Linked DNA regions of Homo sapiens: all the other regions are linked to region 3. The links are chromatin loops, found by intact Hi-C in ENCODE. Cell type or tissue: PC-9. All regions are shown on one strand. Links, peaks and the distances in the headings refer to the core of each region. The heading gives the core; the rest is flanking DNA.

The links. A loop is a pair of places that touch in the nucleus more often than their neighbours do. Peaks named below come from ENCODE experiments on the same cell type or tissue, not always from the same donor. Only the 100,000 strongest peaks of a DNase experiment are listed, where the experiment ranks them.
Region 1: it touches region 3 in a loop (15-fold over the local background); 21 of 110 quality-filtered maps call a loop at or near these places.
Region 2: a loop joins it to region 3, with 15 times the contacts of the local background. A loop is called at or near these places in 17 of 110 quality-filtered maps.

The regions. Positions count from the first base shown.
Region 1 is chr6:132,295,826-132,302,166 of GRCh38, reverse strand. It overlaps MOXD1 (monooxygenase DBH like 1), which reads left to right. Exons shown (of 12, transcript NM_015529.4): 11 at 4,212-4,380; 12 at 4,850-6,112. The coding sequence ends at 5,014. Among named protein-coding and RNA genes, the nearest start is that of MOXD1, 100 kb to the left of the region's middle. In PC-9, for the core only: CTCF peaks have their summits at 1,438, 1,643 (motif pointing left), 3,421 and 3,620 (motif pointing right); DNase peaks (open chromatin) are centred at 1,616 and 3,636.
Region 2 is chr6:132,255,829-132,262,169 of GRCh38, reverse strand. No RefSeq gene overlaps it. Among named protein-coding and RNA genes, the nearest start is that of LINC01013, 130 kb to the right of the region's middle. In PC-9, for the core only: CTCF peaks have their summits at 2,678 and 2,880; no DNase peak of the experiment used is centred there.
Region 3 is chr6:131,921,762-131,928,102 of GRCh38, reverse strand. The region is part of intron 2 of CCN2-AS1 (CCN2 antisense RNA 1); the gene reads right to left. Among named protein-coding and RNA genes, the nearest start is that of CCN2-AS1, 23 kb to the right of the region's middle. In PC-9, for the core only: CTCF peaks have their summits at 2,853, 3,054 (motif pointing left), 4,324 and 4,525 (motif pointing left); a DNase peak (open chromatin) is centred at 4,522.

The sequences.
Region 1 (6,341 bases), core at 743-5,742, 370 kb before region 3:
TTGTTTAGGTCACAATCTTCTAGTTGTTCATTGCCCAGTCTTGTGGATTTTACCCTAAATATAGTTGGCTTATTGCTTAGTTACTGACTCAGAGGATCCTTATACAAATTTTTCCTCTGCAGTAGTCTACCTTGAATATGTAAGCTTCTTCAGACTCCCTTAACTCTGGTCTTCATCTCCTTAACTTATTGAGATCGTCATTTTCTGTTTCGAAATTCCCTTTCCTGCATTCTGGTTCAGAGAATGCTTCTAGGCAGAAAGCTGGGATGAACATAATATTCAAACACCTTATTTGTTTCCTTCCTTTTGGGGATCATAGTTCTGTGCTATTTTCCAATGTCCAAACCAGCTGTTTCATATGGTTTGTCGAATTTTGAGTTTTTTACAGGAAGTTAGTGTCAGTTACTCCAACATGGCCAAAAGTGGAAGTCTGTTAATGAATTTTTGTTCCTTTTGCTAGTTTTTGATCACATGTTTACTTGCTTGATGGATGGAGAGTGTGTAATATAGTTCATTTAGCTATAAGTACATGGACTTTGTTTCTTGGTTAAATCTTCCATCTCTCTTCCTTCCTTCTCCTTCTCTACCCCGAGAAAGACATTAGCAATAAAACTTTTAAAACAGGAGTCCAGAGAGGCTCAGATAAGAAATGTAACCACAGATTATTTTTCTCCATCTGCTTTTCAATTTATATAGAACAGAGGGACCAAGTATAAAAATCATTAAACTTTTAAAATTTCCATTGATCAGTTTGAATTTATAAGAATAAATAGCTTTATGTTCCACTTAAAAATTTAAAAAATTACTCTACCATGGTGTATTGCAGTCAACTTTGCTATCTTCTTAGAAAAACATGTCTCAGAGTTTAGATGGAATTTACAAAGGAAAATTACCCATCAATATTAAAGCATAATAATAACACTGTTTTTTATTGACTACAGTAATATATATATATATATATATATATAATACCATTCGTTTACATGTATGTATGGAGAGACATTTACACACTGACAAGATATGCAGAAATGTAACTTTTTATTTCTGTAACATTCCCAATTATTTCCAACTAATCCCTAATCCCAGTAAAAGCAGAAATACTTGCTACTTTAAGGTTACCTGGTTTAAAGCTTAGTCTTTTTGAAAAAAAGTATTCAGGATAAATATTCACTTTTTCTGTCTGCTCTTTTCTCTAGGAAATAATTTGGAAGTGTGTAGGATAGGCTAGAAAGGTTAGAGATGACAAGTAGGATGTTTATTAGTATAAAGTTATTATAGAACAGGGGCCTAAACCAAGTTAGTGGGAGTGGAAAGGAGATGATAAATATGAGACAAAGATGCCATCTCAGAAAGGTTGATGACCACATCCCCAGGTCACCCAGCCTCAGTCATTCTGTCTCCAACATACGCGCCATTGGGCTTGGCCTTTCTACATATCTGTTCTAAAAACTGACAAATGGGGTTACACCTCTTCTGTCACTTTATGTTGGACAATCTCAATAATAGGCAATTTAGTAAATTATTATAGCAGCAAAGCTTTTTAAGATTTCATCTGTGTATAATGGTCACACTATTCACTCTTAACAGCGGGGCACCAGAGGCTTTAGGCAACCTAAGCACCATAGTAAAGCTGTCGTGCCACCTTGTGGTGTTTCAGATGGTTACAGACTGATGATTTTCCCCTAGCATTTATCTGGTTATAAAATTGATTTTCTCTTTTTCAAATTAGGCATTTTATCTTTTTGAAAAGTAAATTTTATTTTTAATAATTGACTTAAAATGATCAATAGCTGTAGCTTTTAGTGCTTTTAAAAGGACATTGTATGCAAATATAATAACTTCTTTCAAGTCAAGTTTTTGCTTGATACTAATTCTGGATTGTGTCTCTACAAAATTGTCACAATATGTTTAATTTTCAAATGCTATAGATTTTAGGCCATTGCTAGGTATGTTTATGTAATGCAATGCTGATTGCTCTTACTTTATGGGGCTTCACTTTAAGGTCTTTGTATAAAATAATGCATTTAAAACTCAACAAAGATATATATTGATTCTAATTAAAGGAAATTATGAAAAATGTAAAGATCTATATATATTACCTATTTTCCTCATTGTCTCACTTATTAGATATGGAAGAAATATTTCAAATTTAGACATAAAAAATTATCTTTATAACTCCAAGAAATTAATAAGGAACTTTTAATTTACTTAAAAAGATGATATTCAATGTGCCTGAGTGGGTTATGTATGTTAAGAGAGAGAGAGAGAGAGAGAGAGGGAGAGAGAAATGACATAAATAAATTTTAAAAATATGAAGATTAATGTATATTCTTCAGCTGAGATTATTTGATAATTATAGAAATTACTGTAACATCTTGGGATGTTATGAGTGCCAGATACTTTCTAGTCACCATGATAATTTCCTGCAAGGTCCATGGATTAATGTAAAATTTTGTGACATGCCAGCACTTACACTTTTCCCTTTTTCAGGAATCAATAATATAAAACTTATATTTAATGAAAGACAACACCTGAAAACTATCTTTTCAAGCAAGTTATGTCATTCACTTTTTCACTTCACTTTTTCTGTCACTTCTTCTGTCTGCTCATGTCATTCTTGTGATTTCTTTTTCCTTTCTTGAATATTTGGCATGTGATTTTTGGAGTGGCAGGTGAAGGCAGAGTGTATTCTATATAGGGTATTTTTTTTCTCAGTACATTTTTAAAATTTCAACTTTTATTTTAGGTTCAAGGGATGCATGTTTAGGTTTGTTACAATGGTATATTGTGTGAAACTGAGGTTTAGAGTATGAATGATTCCATCACCCAGGTAGTGAGCCAGGCACCCAACAGGTAGTTTTTTCATTCTTGTCTCCCTCTCTCCCTCTCTCTCTAGTAGTTCCCAGTGTCTGTTTTTCCCATCTTTATGTCTATGTGTATTCAATGATTAGATCCCACTTATATGTGAGAACACGCGGTTTTTGGTTTTCTGTTCCTGTGTAATTCACTTAGGATGATGGCCTCCAGATGCACCCATGCTGCTGCAAAGGACATGATTTCTTTCTTTTTTTGTGTGGCTACATAGTATTCCATGGTGTATATGTACCACATTTTCTTTATCTAGTCCACCTTTGATGGACACCTTGGTTGATTCCATGTCTTTGCTATTGTGAATAGTGCTATGATGAACATACAAATGCATGTGGTCTTTTTGGTAGAACTATTTATTTTCCTTTGGGTGTATAGCTAGTAATAGGATTACTGGGTTGAATGGTAGTTCTGTTTTAAGTTCTTTGAGAAATCTACAAACTGCTTCCACAGTTGGCTGAACTAATTTACATCCCCACCAACAATGTATAAGCATTGTCTTTTCTCTGCAACCTTGCCAATATCAGTTGTTGTTTTTTTTTGCATTTTAATAATAGCCCTTCTGACTGGTGAGATGGTATCTCACTCTGGTTTTTATTTGCATTTTTCTGATGATTATTAGTGATGTGGAGCATTTTTTCATGTTTTTTGGCCTTATGTATGTCTTCTTTTGAGAAATGAGTAAAATTTTTGAAGCATTGATCAAATCACATTTTTTGTTGTATTTGTCTTCTCACTTAGCTAAGCCAAAACAGATCAGCCAGCAGGGGTCAGGCTTTTATAGTGTATGGGTTTGAACTTTCCATCTCTCACAGTATCTTTTAGGAACCTGCAGGTTTCTTGATTACACCATTAGCATTGTACTTTTCAGAAATGAATGCTTACCAGTTAATTTTTTAACTAGAACCAAACCAAATTAATGTAGAATTGTGAGACTCTGTAGAAGCTTTCTGAGACAAAATTATTTGTTTAAATTTTGACCGGGCATGGTGGCTCACACCTATAATCCCAGCACTTTGAGTGGTGGAGGTGGGAGGGTTGCTTGCGCCTGGGAGTTCCAGACCAACCTGGGCAACATAGCAAGACCCCATATCTATTAAAAAATATAAAATTAAAAATAAAATTAATGCCAATCTGCTACTAAAAAATAAATATCATTCTTTAAAAATCTTTTATTTGGTATTTCTTCTAGTAATCACTGATGAGCTCATCAACATTTTGCATTAGGTTATCTATGTGTATGAAAATGAATAAGTGTGAGATCTATTTTAGGATGCTGAAAAGTAAAGGAAACATGTAATGCATTTGTTCTGAATATGACTAACTGTGTCTTTTAAATTCAGGACCTGGCCTTTCATTATCAAAAGTCCCAAGCAATATAAAAACCTTTCTTTCATGGATGCTATGAATAAGTTTAAATGGACTAAAAAGGAAGGTCTCTCCTTCAACAAGCTGGTCCTCAGCCTGCCAGTGAATGTGAGATGTTCCAAGACAGACAATGCTGAGTGGTCGGTAAGCTCTTTTTAACCTCTGACAACCCAGATGACACATTTTATCTGAATCTATTACAGGAAAACCTAAGGAGAAGACAAATATCCATAAATCCAGGGGTCCAGTTGCCTTCTAATGTCTGATAATTTTTGTTCAATGATTACTTGGATTGACTGAAAACTCCTCATTCTACCCCCTTTCAAGAGAAAAATTAGTTCTAAAACTAAGGTTGGGATAGAGCAGGAACAGGCCGGAATGAGTGCTGCAAAAAGCAATAGAGCCTGCTTTGTATTCTTTTCCAAAGGAGTGCCTGGCCCTCTTTTCTGTTTCCTCCTTAACCCTAGGTTTCTGACTCCCCCAGTGTGTGACTCCTTTGGTAACCACTCCTGCCCCCTTTATCCCCTGCAGAAGTGTGGGCAGCTGAGCGGCCTGGTCACTGTGCTGCCTTAAATCAGATGTTCATTTGCATTGTTTGTGCTTCCATTTTCAGATTCAAGGAATGACAGCATTACCTCCAGATATAGAAAGACCCTATAAAGCAGAACCTTTGGTGTGTGGCACGTCTTCTTCCTCTTCCCTGCACAGAGATTTCTCCATCAACTTGCTTGTTTGCCTTCTGCTACTCAGCTGCACGCTGAGCACCAAGAGCTTGTGATCAAAATTCTGTTGGACTTGACAATGTTTTCTATGATCTGAACCTGTCATTTGAAGTACAGGTTAAAGACTGTGTCCACTTTGGGCATGAAGAGTGTGGAGACTTTTCTTCCCCATTTTCCCTCCCTCCTTTTTCCTTTCCATGTTACATGAGAGACATCAATCAGGTTCTCTTCTCTTTCTTAGAAATATCTGATGTTATATATACATGGTCAATAAAATAAAACTGGCCTGACTTAAGATAACCATTTTAAAAAATTGGGCTGTCATGTGGGAATAAAAGAATTCTTTCTTTCCTACTACATTCTGTTTTATTTAAATACTCATTGTTGCTATTTCACTTTTTGACTTGACTTTTATATTTCTTTAAAAAATTCCTTCCTTTTAAAAAATATAAAAGGGACTACTGTTCATTCCAGTTTTCTTCTTCTTTGTTGTTCTTCTAGTGTGACTTTTCAAGTGTAACAGCCATTCTTCCTGACTTTAATATTGTCCAGTTCTGGTCTTTTCTGTGAATTACCACTGGGCCCCTTACCTCAATGCTTTTTGTTGATGCCCACTCTGGTTCCCTTGTTTATCTGAGTCTGTTGGTACCCCAAATGACCCCACACCCATCTTAAAGTACTTTTTTTCACCTTCCCTGTTTAGTACTGGCCAGATGAGTTTTTTCTAGAGCTCTGTCACTATCTGAAAAGAAAGAGGCTATGGGAAACATAGAAATGGTATGTATTAATAACTGATCATAGGCTGAGGAGAAAAAATGTAGCTGGCTGCAAACCCAGTGCTGTGAGGTGACTTATATGAGGTTCCAGATCAAAGACAGGCCGTGTGAGCCAGTCCAGGAGGGTGTAAGTTCTGAATGGTTCCTTGCTGACTTTGGGTGACACATGTACCACATACTGGCTCAGTTTAAGTCATGGTTCTATTGTAGATTTATTTTTATATTAGTTAATAAATGACTTTAAATTGTCACCAATTGAAAATCTTGTCACTCTTTTGGTTTTCTTTATATAGCTCAGCCAAATCTTGTTTTATGTCCTGTCCTCATCTCTTAAGCTAAATCTGTTTGGATCATATTAATAAACTAAATGAAATTACACTTTTGTGTGGTATTTTATACATTGTTTAAGAAAAGTAAGTGATTCAGTACTAGTATTAACAGTAAAAGTCAATTCAGAATGTTGCATTTTCCATTCCATTTTGAAGCCCTTTTTGCCCCATAATGTCTTCAACACAAAACGTATTGCCTTTTAAATAAATATGTTTCAGAGTATTTCCTTCTTGATTCTTAGAACTTGTACATTTGATGAAATGTTTTTAATATTTTT
Region 2 (6,341 bases), core at 835-5,834, 330 kb before region 3:
TAATATCCCTAATCATTTTAACAAAATCTGGATTATTGTCTTGTTCCCACTTTTAATCCCGGGTGTTGGCGTCATGTAATGCTGACTGTAGGTAATATTTTTAGAACACTCCATCTGCGTCAGTAAATGTGAGTACTTTACTTGCATTATATAATTTAATATTTGCAACAAACCTAAAGACATATCTTTCAATTTTACATATTGGAAAACTTATATGATGTGACCCTGAGGCCAGTCTCTTGGCCCCTATTTTGTACTACCTCAGCTTTTGTTGTCTGAATGCTTAGACACATTATGTTACATAAAGATTAGTAGCTCAATGATATAATGTGTTAGTGATGATTGTTCTCTGGATGGGGCTCAGGTCCTAACTTGATCATAGAGATTCAAAAAAGCTAGAATCCTGTAGGCACAGGCAGCTTTCCATGTTGTCTCTCTCATGTAACATATTTTCTCAGAATAAAAAAATTGATCTGTTTTACATGGAAAATATAGTTATACTTCCAAAAAGCTGAGAAATATTTCAAAGCATGTCAAGCCAAAGCCTGCAGCAAACCCCTTCTTTGACATCACACAATGACAGCTGTCCCAACATGTCTGTCTCTCTTGTGCTCAACAACAGTGATGTGGATCATGTAACACCACATGCTTGGGAGGCATGCCAGATTCCAAAGGCTCCTGCATCTTTCCCAACATTTACCCCTCAAGTACAGATACAAGAGTCATATAAGAAATGGTCAGTGTGGATGAGGTGGGTGGATCACTTGAGGTCAGGAGTTGTAGACTAGCCTGGCCAACATGCTGAAGCCCCATCTCTACTAAAAATACAAAAATTAGCTGGGCATGGTAGCGTACGCCTGTAATCCCAGCTACTCAGGAGGCTGAGGCAGGAGAATCACTTGAACCCACGAGGCAGAAGTTGCAGTGAGCTGAGATCACGCCACTGCACTGCAGCCTGGGCGACAGAGCAAGACTCCATCTCAAAAAAAAAAAAGAGAGAGAGAGAGAGACAAAAAGAAATGGTCAGTGTGTCATAATTCAAATGAGAGAGAATTTTTACTTATAAGAGGGAAATTCTCCTTAGCTGAATATTATAAAAATCAGATGTGATGTTCTACTTTACATTAAGTAGACTTTTCATTGACATCCATGACTGAGAGAGTAGAACATATAAGAGTCACAGGGAAGATAGACTTTGCTGGAAATGAGATGAGCTGAGAGGAGTGTTATCCATCAAGAGCTTCATTCTGAGCCTGCTCCAGTTGTTTCCAGTACAGACTAAAGGACTGAGCCTGCAGTTGTTACAAGCACAAGAATAAAATAGGTTTGGAAAACTCATTCATAACCAATGTGTAGTCTAATGATCTGCTGAAATATGCCTGTGTGGCTGGCAAGAAAGCCAAAAGTAGCCCTGTCGTTTCATTCATTGAGTCATCTAGAAGTGCTGGACAAAGTGATTTGGTATATTTACCTTTATGATTAGAACTGTTGTGTCTCCAAGATCTTCTCCTTCTATACAGAAATCTGTGTATTACAACCTAGAACAATGCAGCAAGGTAAGTCTAGATTTAGAAGGGGACCATTACTGTCACTGTCCTATTTCCTGTCATTGGTATGATTTCAAGATGCCAAGAATCTCTTTCCCTGTTGGAGGAAAGTCCAATAAACTGGAGATCAGAGGACCTTGACTCATCCCACACCGCTACCAATAAGCCATGTGTAACCTGTTATGTTTCTTCATCTCCTCCAGTAATGAATGAGAGTTTGGAAATTTTCTTCCAAATCTAGAAATCTCTGTTATTTTCTCTGAAGCTTACATTGCTTTTTATCCATGGACACTTTCATGCCTTTAGCTATTTGTTCAAATCCCTTTTATCTTGAACCTGATTCAAATGCTGTAATAAGTCTTCAAACACCCATGCTCTTGTACAAAGACTTTAGTGTTCAACTAGGACACACCATATATTTTTCAAGTTACTGAATCTTTGGAAACAAAGCAGGGTCTGGGAGATATCAAATGTGTATAGGATTTTTATTGGAAGGGAGAGGAATAATAGCAGACCTGTGATTGTTACAGACTATTTGAAGAGGTCTGTGTGTCCAAAGCAGAAGTGCAGCTAATTTCCTTGTGCTTCCTATTATTACTGTTGTCTATATTTTAAGCTATCATTGTTTTGTTGATTCGATGGTAATTCTGTTTTAAGTTTTTTGAAGTAAAAACGAAGTTTATGTTATAGAAGTTCATTGTTAATCGGTAAGACAAAACTAAGAACATAAATACCAATGATGATAAGTCATCCTTAACAAGAATCCATACTACTGAAGTACAAAATAGTATATATTCAACCATTTAATGGGATGAGGAAAATTTTAGTTATTTACCATTTTTAAAAAAGCTTAATTAGAAAAGGAAGAGCTACATGAAGTATATTAGTCCATTTTCACACTGCTATAAAGAACTGCCTGAGACTGAGTAATTTATAAAGGAAAGAGGTTTAACTGACTCACAGTTCAGCATGGCTGGGGAGGCCTCAGGAAACTTACAATCACGGTGGAAGGCAAAGGAGAAGCAAGGCACCTTCTTCACAAGGTGGCACGAATGAGAATGAACTCAGCAGGAGCTACCAAACACTTATAAAGCCATCAGATTTTGTGATAATTCACTCACTGTCACGAGAACAGCATGGGGGTCACTGTCCCCATGACTCGATTACCTCCACCAGGTCTTTCCCTTGACACGTAGGGATTATGGGGATTATAGGGATTACAATTCAAAATGAGATTTTGGGTGGGGATATAGCCAAACCATATTATGAAGACTTTTGGAAGTACTTCTGAGTAAAAGAAACAAACAAAAATCCCAAGTTTTTAGATGTGCCACAAGGTGGTGTGAAGAGTCCAGTTTAGCTTGGTTGTTTCATAGCAAGGAGAGAATAATGGAGATTAAAAGGGTAAAGTGCAGCCTCAGAGGAGGTAAAGCAGAGAAGTGGTGCAGTGGAGGTGGGAGCTGGGAGTAGGAGGTGTTTGTAAGTTAAGAAATTGGGATGGACTTGTAGTATTTTCTTCAGAGGCTGAGTTCCTCCCTTTCTTCAAAACAACAATGCTCCTCCTGGCATCTCTTCCTCTTTAACTGATAGGAATCCCTTTTTTGTTTTTCTAAAGTGTCTTGAAAGATGACTTTTATTTTTAGAAGTAACCACACAATACATACACCCTACAGCGTGCAACTTTTCTTCTTCAGCCATAAAACATTTTTGAGTTAAGAATTTATGACTATTTTTACAGAATGTGAACTGTTCGAGGACTAAAATCTATAAGCAATGATTCATACAGACTGCCTATCACTGATAAGTATTATACCTTTAATTCACATTTCTCTCTCCTTAACTTGAGAGAATTGAAAGAGTATGAAAAAGTGTAGTTGTATCGAAAGGATATCCCACAGGCTTTAGCTTGATGTAGTTGGAAGAGCATCCTTATTGAGTGTTTCAACATTTTCCATCTGGGCTGTCAACATGTGTTGCCCGAGCAGGGCAAAATTGGAGAAAACAAACCTGGAAAATCCCCTTCAGGGTATTGATTTTCCTTTTCCCAGAGAAAGGTTTGGGCATGAAAGGAAAGCCCTGCTGTTCTTACTGAAAGTCACATTCTTTGGAGTGGTTGGTTTTTCTACTGGTTTGCAAATCTGAGAGTAAGCCAGTCCAAAAAAGCACTTAGAAAACTTTATTTTCATGGTAAACATTATGCATGCCCAGGGCAAGTTCTCCTCTGTAAGATTATCATTACAGGGGCATTCCTCAAGAAGCAATTTATATATCACTTTTGAGTGAAAGAGCTGCCAAATATATAAATATTCATTTATTCTCAGTTCCATACTAGTTTCTGATTGGTCTTAAATGCCAGTGCTTTAGGAGCAGGTAATGGATACTATAGTTCTTGCCCTTTCCTGAGTTTTTCTCCCACTGGGAAAATGAGCCAGTATCCTCATGACTGCTTATGTGGTAGGTACAGCAACATAAGCACCAAAAGAAAAGTAGATCAAAGTTCCCCTGGTATTTTAAAGAGAGGGTTCATTACGTTTAGGAAAAGGTCTTTGCAGGAAGCAGAATTATAGATGGGACATGAATATTGAGCACCTGTAGTGACTCAATTTAACACTGAGATTCACAATCCTGTTTGCAATAAGCAATGTTAACAAAAACCAGCATTAGCTGAGTCTTTAGTGTGTGCTAGGCATCACTGTATGGACTCTACATATTTAATCTTCACAGAAGCCCCATGAGTTAGGTGCTACTATTATCTTTATTTTACAGATAAGACAACCATGGAATACAAGGGTTAAATGACTTGCCTAAAAGGCACACAGCTGCTAAGTGGCTGAGTCAGGATTTGCAAACAGCCAGGCCTGGTCTCTTATCCACTGTGTGATACAAGCTCTCATTTGAATGCTGTAGATAAACATAATTGTACAGGTATAAAATAAACAAACTCATTGCATCATCACCTAATCTACTAAGGAACTCATCTGTTTGGCAACCTTATGTATTTGAAATACAGTTATAAACCAGGTGGGGGAAAAACAGCTTGTGAGCGGATAAAATACACACCAAATCAAAGCACCAAAGAACAGGTACAGTATTCTTGGGAGGGTATAGCTGACCCTTACCTCAACTGTATTTGCCATTAATTAGCACATACACTGCATGTACCTGTTATTATTGTATTACACAATTTCTCTGTTGTTACTGTAGACAAAAGTGGTTTCCAAATCCAAGGAAATTCAGATCTGCTTTCATTGACATCTATATTCACAGCAGGGAATGAGTTTACATCGGGTCACTTAATGCAAGAGCCCAAATTCTTATCAATTTTAATGAACCCTAGAAAAAACATAGCCTTGCACCAGAGTTCATTAAGAAATGTTCATGCTGGTGACAATAAATCATGAAAAAAATATCAAACCACTTTTGACTATTGGTTCAAGAAGAAGAGAGCATAAAATGCTGTATGGAAAGATCTCTGTTCAAATTAGCTAATCATTTTCAAACCGATAAGTAGTACTTTGGGGAGAAAATACCCTCTTAGAACCAAAACTCATCTATCCATAGCAATATTCTTTGAAGGGTCCAAAAAGTTGAAGTTGAATATATTTTTCTACTTTTGTAAGATAGTGTGACTCCTGAAACAAAAATGCTGAGTGCCATGGCCTCGCATGGGTAGAGTTGATGCCTGTTGGGCACACAGTACCATCACACAGAGTGGGGCTGTGAGCAGGAAGGGGTCCTTCAGGGTGGGTGCAGCTTTCAAGACCCAGTCTGGAAGCAGGACCAATGGAAATTGGTTTTTCTGTCTACAGAACTTTCACGTAGCCTATTTTACCATAATAGATGTAAAAAAATTGAATATGATTCACATATTAGCAAATAAAGGTGCATAAATTATTTTTCAGTTAAGGGCTAGGGGTCCAGAAGTATCTCACCAACATCTGATAAAGTTTTAACTAAAATGCTGACTCTTTAAATAATGGACCAGAAGTCTTTGCCTGAGACACAAAAATATATAGGCACCTTTCCCTTCTTTACTTTAAAAACAGCCCTCCTAACAGCCCTCCTTTTTTACTTTAAAAACAGCACTCTGTTCAATAGAACTGTTGATTTTAGTAGTTTATCTGCTGTTGCATAGGAATCAAAACATGGAAGACATCCCCTGAGTATCCTGCCTTATCTCACATACTTATTCTGTACTCTCAGTTTTGTAAAATTAGCACTTCTTTACTGATAACATCAATTGCATCAAAACATCAGCTAAAATCAGTTTTATCCTGCTTTTTTTCATAATAACTTTATCCAGCTTTAAAAACAACAGTTAAATGATATCATCCCAGGGAGCCTCCATGGTAAAACTAGAATGAGCAAGAACCTCTTATTACTATATTCATTTGTATATGATGAGACCACCTTGCTATTAAGCTGAATATTATGCCTAGAATACATAGTAAGCCTTTTTGCTCTGGAGAAGAGATCCATGTCAACAAACACTAAGAACCTAGTATGTATCCATCCCTATACCATGCACAGAGAATATACTATTGAGGAAAAGAGAAAAGATGGATCTCAAGCAACTCAGATTCTAACAAGGAGGCAGACACAAAACTGTCTAACAAACAACATGGAAAGTGCTATAGAAGCACACTAGTGCCAGGAAGGAAGGGGTGCAGGTGCGCAGAGGGAAGTGTGTTACCCTCTGGGCAGGGCGTGGAGAGGGAGAGAGGGGAAAGGATGGAGCAATGGTTGGAGAAGATGGTATAGCTGTTAAGATTCCTAGCTCTGGAATCGTTCAAC
Region 3 (6,341 bases), core at 923-5,922:
CCACCGGGAGGAATGAACAACTCCAGAGGGGAGGAACGAACAACTCCAGATGCTCCGCCTTGAGAGCTGTAACACAGCCAGGTGCGGTGGCTCACGCCTGTAATCCCAGCACTTTGGGAGGCCAAGGCGGGCGGATCACCAGGTCAGGAGATAGAGACCATCCTGGCTAACACCCCGTCTCTACTAAAAATACAAAAAAATTAGCCAGGCATGGTGGCGGTCACCTGTAATCCCAGCTACTAGGGAGGCTGAGGCAGGAGAACGGCCTCAGCTCAGGAGGCGGAGCTTGCGGTGAGCCGAGATCGCGCCACTGCACTCCAGCCTGGGTGACAGAGCGAGACAGAGTCTCAAAAAAAAAAAAAAAAAAAAAAGAGCTGTAACACTCACCGCGAAGGTCTGCAGCTTCACTCCTGAAGCCAGCAAGACCACGAACCCACCACAAGGAAGAAACTCCTAAGACGTCCGAACATCAGAAGGAACAAACTCTGGACACACCATATTTAAGAATTGTAACACTCACCGCGAGGGTCCGCGGCTTCCTTCTTGAAGTCAGTGAGACCAAGAACCCACCAATTCCAGACACAGCAGGACAAGCTGGCAGGAACCGGAAAAGCCATCCTCTAGGTCTATACGTGAAAATGCAATTTGAGGTGCTACGGAAATCCTTTACCACTGCACTATGCAGAGCCGTCGCCACTAGCCACACATTGCTACTGAGCGTTTGAAATGTGTCTAGTGCAACTAAGGAACTAACTTTTAAACTTTATTTAATTTGAATTTATTTAACTTTAAAAAGCAATATTCTGTTCAGTTATTGAAAAAGTTTAATGTATGACTAGAATAATTCAAGTATATGACTCTGTTTTCAGTCATAAATTTTATAAAATCTCTACACAAATCAGATATTTTCAATGGAAATTTAGTGTCCAAGTTGAGATGTGCTTTCAAAGACTAAGTATAAAAAAGTGTAAAATATATCAATTTTATAATGATTATACATTGAAATAACAACATTGTATCGGGCTTAAATAAAATATATCACTTTTACTATGTGGCATTAACATATTATTAATATAGTACTAAATATATTAATAGATTAATTTAATATATTTAAATATAAATATACTAAATATTTGTATATTTTATGTAAAATATATAACTATATAAATGTATAAAGTAATATATTTAAGAATATATTAATGTATCATTGAAACTAATTTTACCTGTTTCTTTTTATTTTTTTAAATGGGACTCCTGAAAAATTTTCAATTATATATATGACTCATGTATTTCTTCTTTTTTTTTTTTTTTTTTAAGACAGAGTTTTGTTCTTGCTGCCCAGACTGGAGTACAACGGTGTGATATCGGCTCACCACAACCTCCACCTCCCGGGTTCAAGCCATTCTCCTGCCTCAGCCTCCTGAGTAGCTGGGATTACAGGTGCCTGCCACCACACCCAGCTAATTTATTTTGTGTTTTTAGTAGAGATGGAGTTTCACCATGTTGGCCAGGCTGGTCTTGAACTCTTGACCTCAGGTGATCTGCCTGTCTTGGCCTCCCCAAGTGCTGGGATTACAGGCATGAGCCACCACGCCCAGCCTGACTCATGCATTCCTATTGAACAGTACTACACTATTACATGTTGGTGTGTATATCCATTTAAATTGTTCAATAAATATAATTTTAATGGTTAAATACTGTACAAACTATTTGATAACCATTTTTTCCACTTCTCAATATGTCAAGAACATCTTGCCATAGCAATAGATAATCATCTACAACCTTGCAAAGACTAAAATGAATGAGAGATCCTTATTTGCCAGCATGAACTTACTGCTGAGCAAATTATTTGTGTTGGACCTCCATTCCTTAATTAGAACACCTCCTAAAATACTGAGGGCAGAGCAGAGAGGTAGCAGGTAGGGGAGCCCTGGACCATGCAATGAGATGTGTTTCCAAGAATCTAAGTACAGACTTGGATGAAAGGAGTATTTAAGAGCTAAACTTTTCATATTACATCTGCCCTAGTTGTAGTAACAATAAGAGACAATCATCTGTCAATAGCTTTTGTGGGCTATTCTGTCATTCAGGCTTATGCTCAAGCAATAATACCATTTTTAGGAGGTGACTATATAGTTGACAAACCATACAGCACCCACAGACTGCCTCTAAGCAACCAATACAAAACAGATTGATGAGACTTGCTGTACTTAAAGTCTTGTAAGAGAACAGGGAGTAATAAAGTCTCAAAATAGATTCTCTAATAAGAAAATTTTTCCTTAAATGTCAACTTTTGAATTTCAGCTCAACTATAGCAAATCTGTACTCCTCATACTTAAAGAATAATTATTCTTAGATGGAAATATACTGTATTTGATATATTGAATATACTGGCACAAAAAGGCTAAATTATTTCACAAGTTTTCAGATCCCAAAGGAATAGTTAATGGCACCAATACTCCTTGCACACTAAAAATTGTCTAGAGACAATATTCATCATCAACACTACTTCTCAGAGATGCAACATGGTTTTGGGAAAAAATTAGAGGTTTCTAGTGTTTCAACAACCTGCATTTAAATCCTGGATTCACATTTACCAGTTGTGTGATCTTAGAATGTAATTTAACCTTCCTAAACCTTTCCCCATCTTAAAAGGAAGCAGTAATAAATGCACTGTATGTCAACGTAAATATCAACATTTAGTATTTCATTCATTGGATCCTTTGAAGCATTTATTTTGTGCTAGGTACATAGTAGCTCATATATAAGTGCTAAGTAAAATTCTTTCTCTTTTCTTTTCCCCTTTATGTTACTTAAACATCTAACCCAGCTACACTGGAGAACACACAGGTAAAAGAGCAGAGATAGGAAGAAAATAAAAATAAAACATGACACCCTGCCATAAAAGACTAATAGGATTATATACAGTTTGGGTTTTTTTCCCCCTCATTTCGCTTGCCCCTAATGATTTTGTTTCAAAAGACATTGCAATGGAAGTCCACTGCAATAGAGTCATTTGCTCTTTCTTTTGTATTACACTGACATCGTGTGGCCATCTGAAGACGTCTCTAGAAATTGACAACTGTCATTCCCAGATTTTTAACCTTCAGCTGCAGAGATGCCATATGAGTAGTTGAATCTCTACATTTAAGAACCAAATGACAAAACAAGTCCCTTTTGGAGGCTTTAAACATATTATATACATAGATAATTCTAAGAATTCAGATTAGCTGAATAATTTGACATATTATTCTGTTATGGTTTAGATAGTTAATAAAATATTTATTTTTTGTTTGTTTTAGGGAGAAAGGTCTCATCCTGCCACCCAGACTGGAGTGCAATAGCATGATCATAGGTCACCACAGCACCAAATTTCTGGGCTTAAGCTATCCTCCTGCCTCAGCCTCTGAACTAGCTAGGACTACAGTCACATACCATCATGCCTGGCTAATTTTTTTTTTTTTTTTTGGTTGAGACAGGGTCTTGCTATGTTGCCCTGGACTGGTCTCAAACTCCTGGCCTCAAGCAATCCTCAAGCCTCAGCCTCCCAAAGTGCTGGGATTATAGATGCGAGCCACTGTTGTCAGTCCATTAGTCTTGATTTACACTTTAGTAATTTTCTTTTGTGATTTGGAGACAAAACTTTACAAACATTTTTGTAGGCCTTTAAAACTTTATATCCATAAGCACTGTATCTGGAGCACCTAATAGATGAAATATTGTTTTATGACAGGGCTTCCCAAGTCATCAGAATCCTTGGCATAGGATTTGTTAAAACAAAGATTGGTGGTCTCCATCCTCAGAGTTTTTGACTCTGTAGGTCTGAGGTGGGATCTGAAAATTTGCATTTCTAACAAATTTCCTGGTGATGCTGATACTCCTGGTCCCAGCACTACATTTGAGAACCACTGGTGTTGTGTTTGCAACTGCTAGGATTCAGAGCAGACCATGAGTGAGGTGAATTCCACTTAGAGGAGCAAGGGTATGTGCAGCTGTATAGAAGATATTTGATTTTTACCTCAAACTGCTTACCATGTGGCAAGAGGTACTGTCCGAAAGACATGGTGGTGCTGCAGTGGGCAGTGGAGTTCCAGTTTTTCTATTAATTTGTAGAAATCCCCTGGGAAGGTCATTGCCTCTCTCTGGGGTTCGGTGCTGCCTGCACAGAGTGAGTTTTGAGGATCAAAAAATTATGAGATAGCAGGGCACTGTATCCATGAGAGTTAATACTTTATCAGTATTAAGTGAGAAATCAAAATAATGTGGAAGCATAATATTCTTTATATGCAGTCTAAACACTAATGCAATGCAAGAGAGCAGGAAAACCTAAGTGAGAAAGAAGTGGTTTGGCACACCATTAGCTAAGGCTAAAAAGGCCCTCAGGACCAGCTACTCTCCCATAGCTTCAGAATACAATTGCTAAAAACCTGGAGTGAACTGAAGACTGTAACCTTATTTTACAAATGAGAGTACCAGCACGGATGAAATTGCAGTTGCAAACTGGCCTCTGAACCTAGCAAGACCCATGTCCAACAGCGACACCTTGTGGCAATGACTTAGATAGCTGCACTGAGGGACAGCTGACTCCAATGCTCTCTGTCTGGGGCTTGGAAGAGGACCAACTCCCTTTATATTGAATAATCCTGAGGAATTCTTCAATAATTTGGGGGAGAAAGTAAGACCTCAAAAGAGAGACACTGGATTCTTGCATAAAGAATAAAATCCAGGCATCTGGATTTTTTTAAATTACACAGAAAAATTGTGACCAGATTTGTATATTAAAAATCAGTAATATGGGTCATGTGTGTAATATAATATTTGTTTCTGCTGTGGGAGAGTCAAGCAGGACTCAGTCTTCTGTATCTAGATCTGTAAAGGGCTCCAATAATGAGAGAAGGAGCAGCTGTCACTGGTCCTACTCTGTTGTTAAATATATCTATGGGTGCTAAGGACTACTTGAATGAATAACCTCAGGTGTTAAGAATTTGCTAGATGGATTTATGTTTCTGAGCTGTAGATAAACTGAACATTCTCCCACTACAAACCTAGAAATTGTGGGTAAAATATAGCCAACATTATTTTAAATGCATTGTTGAGCTCTCAAGAAAAAAGAGGAATTCTACAGGGCCTTCAAATAATAATAAATTTAAAACTATGAGTGCCAAATAACACGGAGGCCACCTTGGAAGGGAGGAGAGTTTCCAGTCCCAGTAACCAAAAGTCTGCAGTTTTAGCACCCATATGAGCACAGAATGTAAAACGCTGAACCCAGCTGATGAAGCTGAAACTACAACCATCACCCCATGACCATCCCCCAATAAAGCCAGAACACTTACTGAACCAAAACTTCATTGAAGGGGTGGGTTAGAAAAAATCCACTCACTAGCACAAGGAGAAACAGTTTGATCTGTTTGGATAGGAAAACAATTTTCCTCACCATTTATATCTGTGAGTCTTCCCATAAAACTCCTTGAGGTTTGAAACAGTACTACCTATATGGTCTGAGAACCCCCAAGCCAGGAGATTAATAGTTAGTCCCAATATACAAATATCTCGGGTATCTGACTGAAGCAAACTGGAAACCTCTTCAGAGGGGCATAGTTCCAAGTCAGGTTGTAGAGGATTTCTACAGATGAAGTCTAAGATGAGTTCGCAATTCAAAATTACAAAACATAATTTAAAATGATCATCCATGAGAGAATGTTGGGATACAAAAGCAAGAATAATAGACCACAACCCACAAGTTAACAGAAAGGAGGAGCAGAACATCAGTTAGGGATGGGGATGGGATAAGGAATAGGTCTCCACTCCATGCAAGTGGAAATGACTGCTAGTGGCTCTCCTGAGCTCTGTGTTGAGAATGTTCTGAGGCCATGTCCAGGCTCCATGGGAAAGCTTCATTGTCATATTTAGTGTTCTCTTCCTATTAGAAAAGTGTGTTTATTTTTCTCTCTTTCTTTGTCAATCTTCTCAGACAAATGAAAACAATTTACTTTACCCAAAGCACTAAAAAGAAAAAAAAAATCGACACACATATTTATCTATTTGTCTTCCCTCCCTGCCCTCACCAGCACCTGTGACTGTTCTTGACACATAGAAGGCGCTCACCTGATTTTTAATTTTTATGGGTACATAGTAGGTGTATATATTGATGAGGTACATGAGATGTTTTGGTACAGGCATTCAATGGTAACTAAGTGCAGAATGGAGAATGGGTTATCCATCCCCTTAAGCATTTATCTATTGAGTTACAAATCATCCAATTACACTCTTTAAGCTATTTTAAAACATACAATTAAGTTATTATTGACTATAGTTACCCTATTATGCTATCATATAGT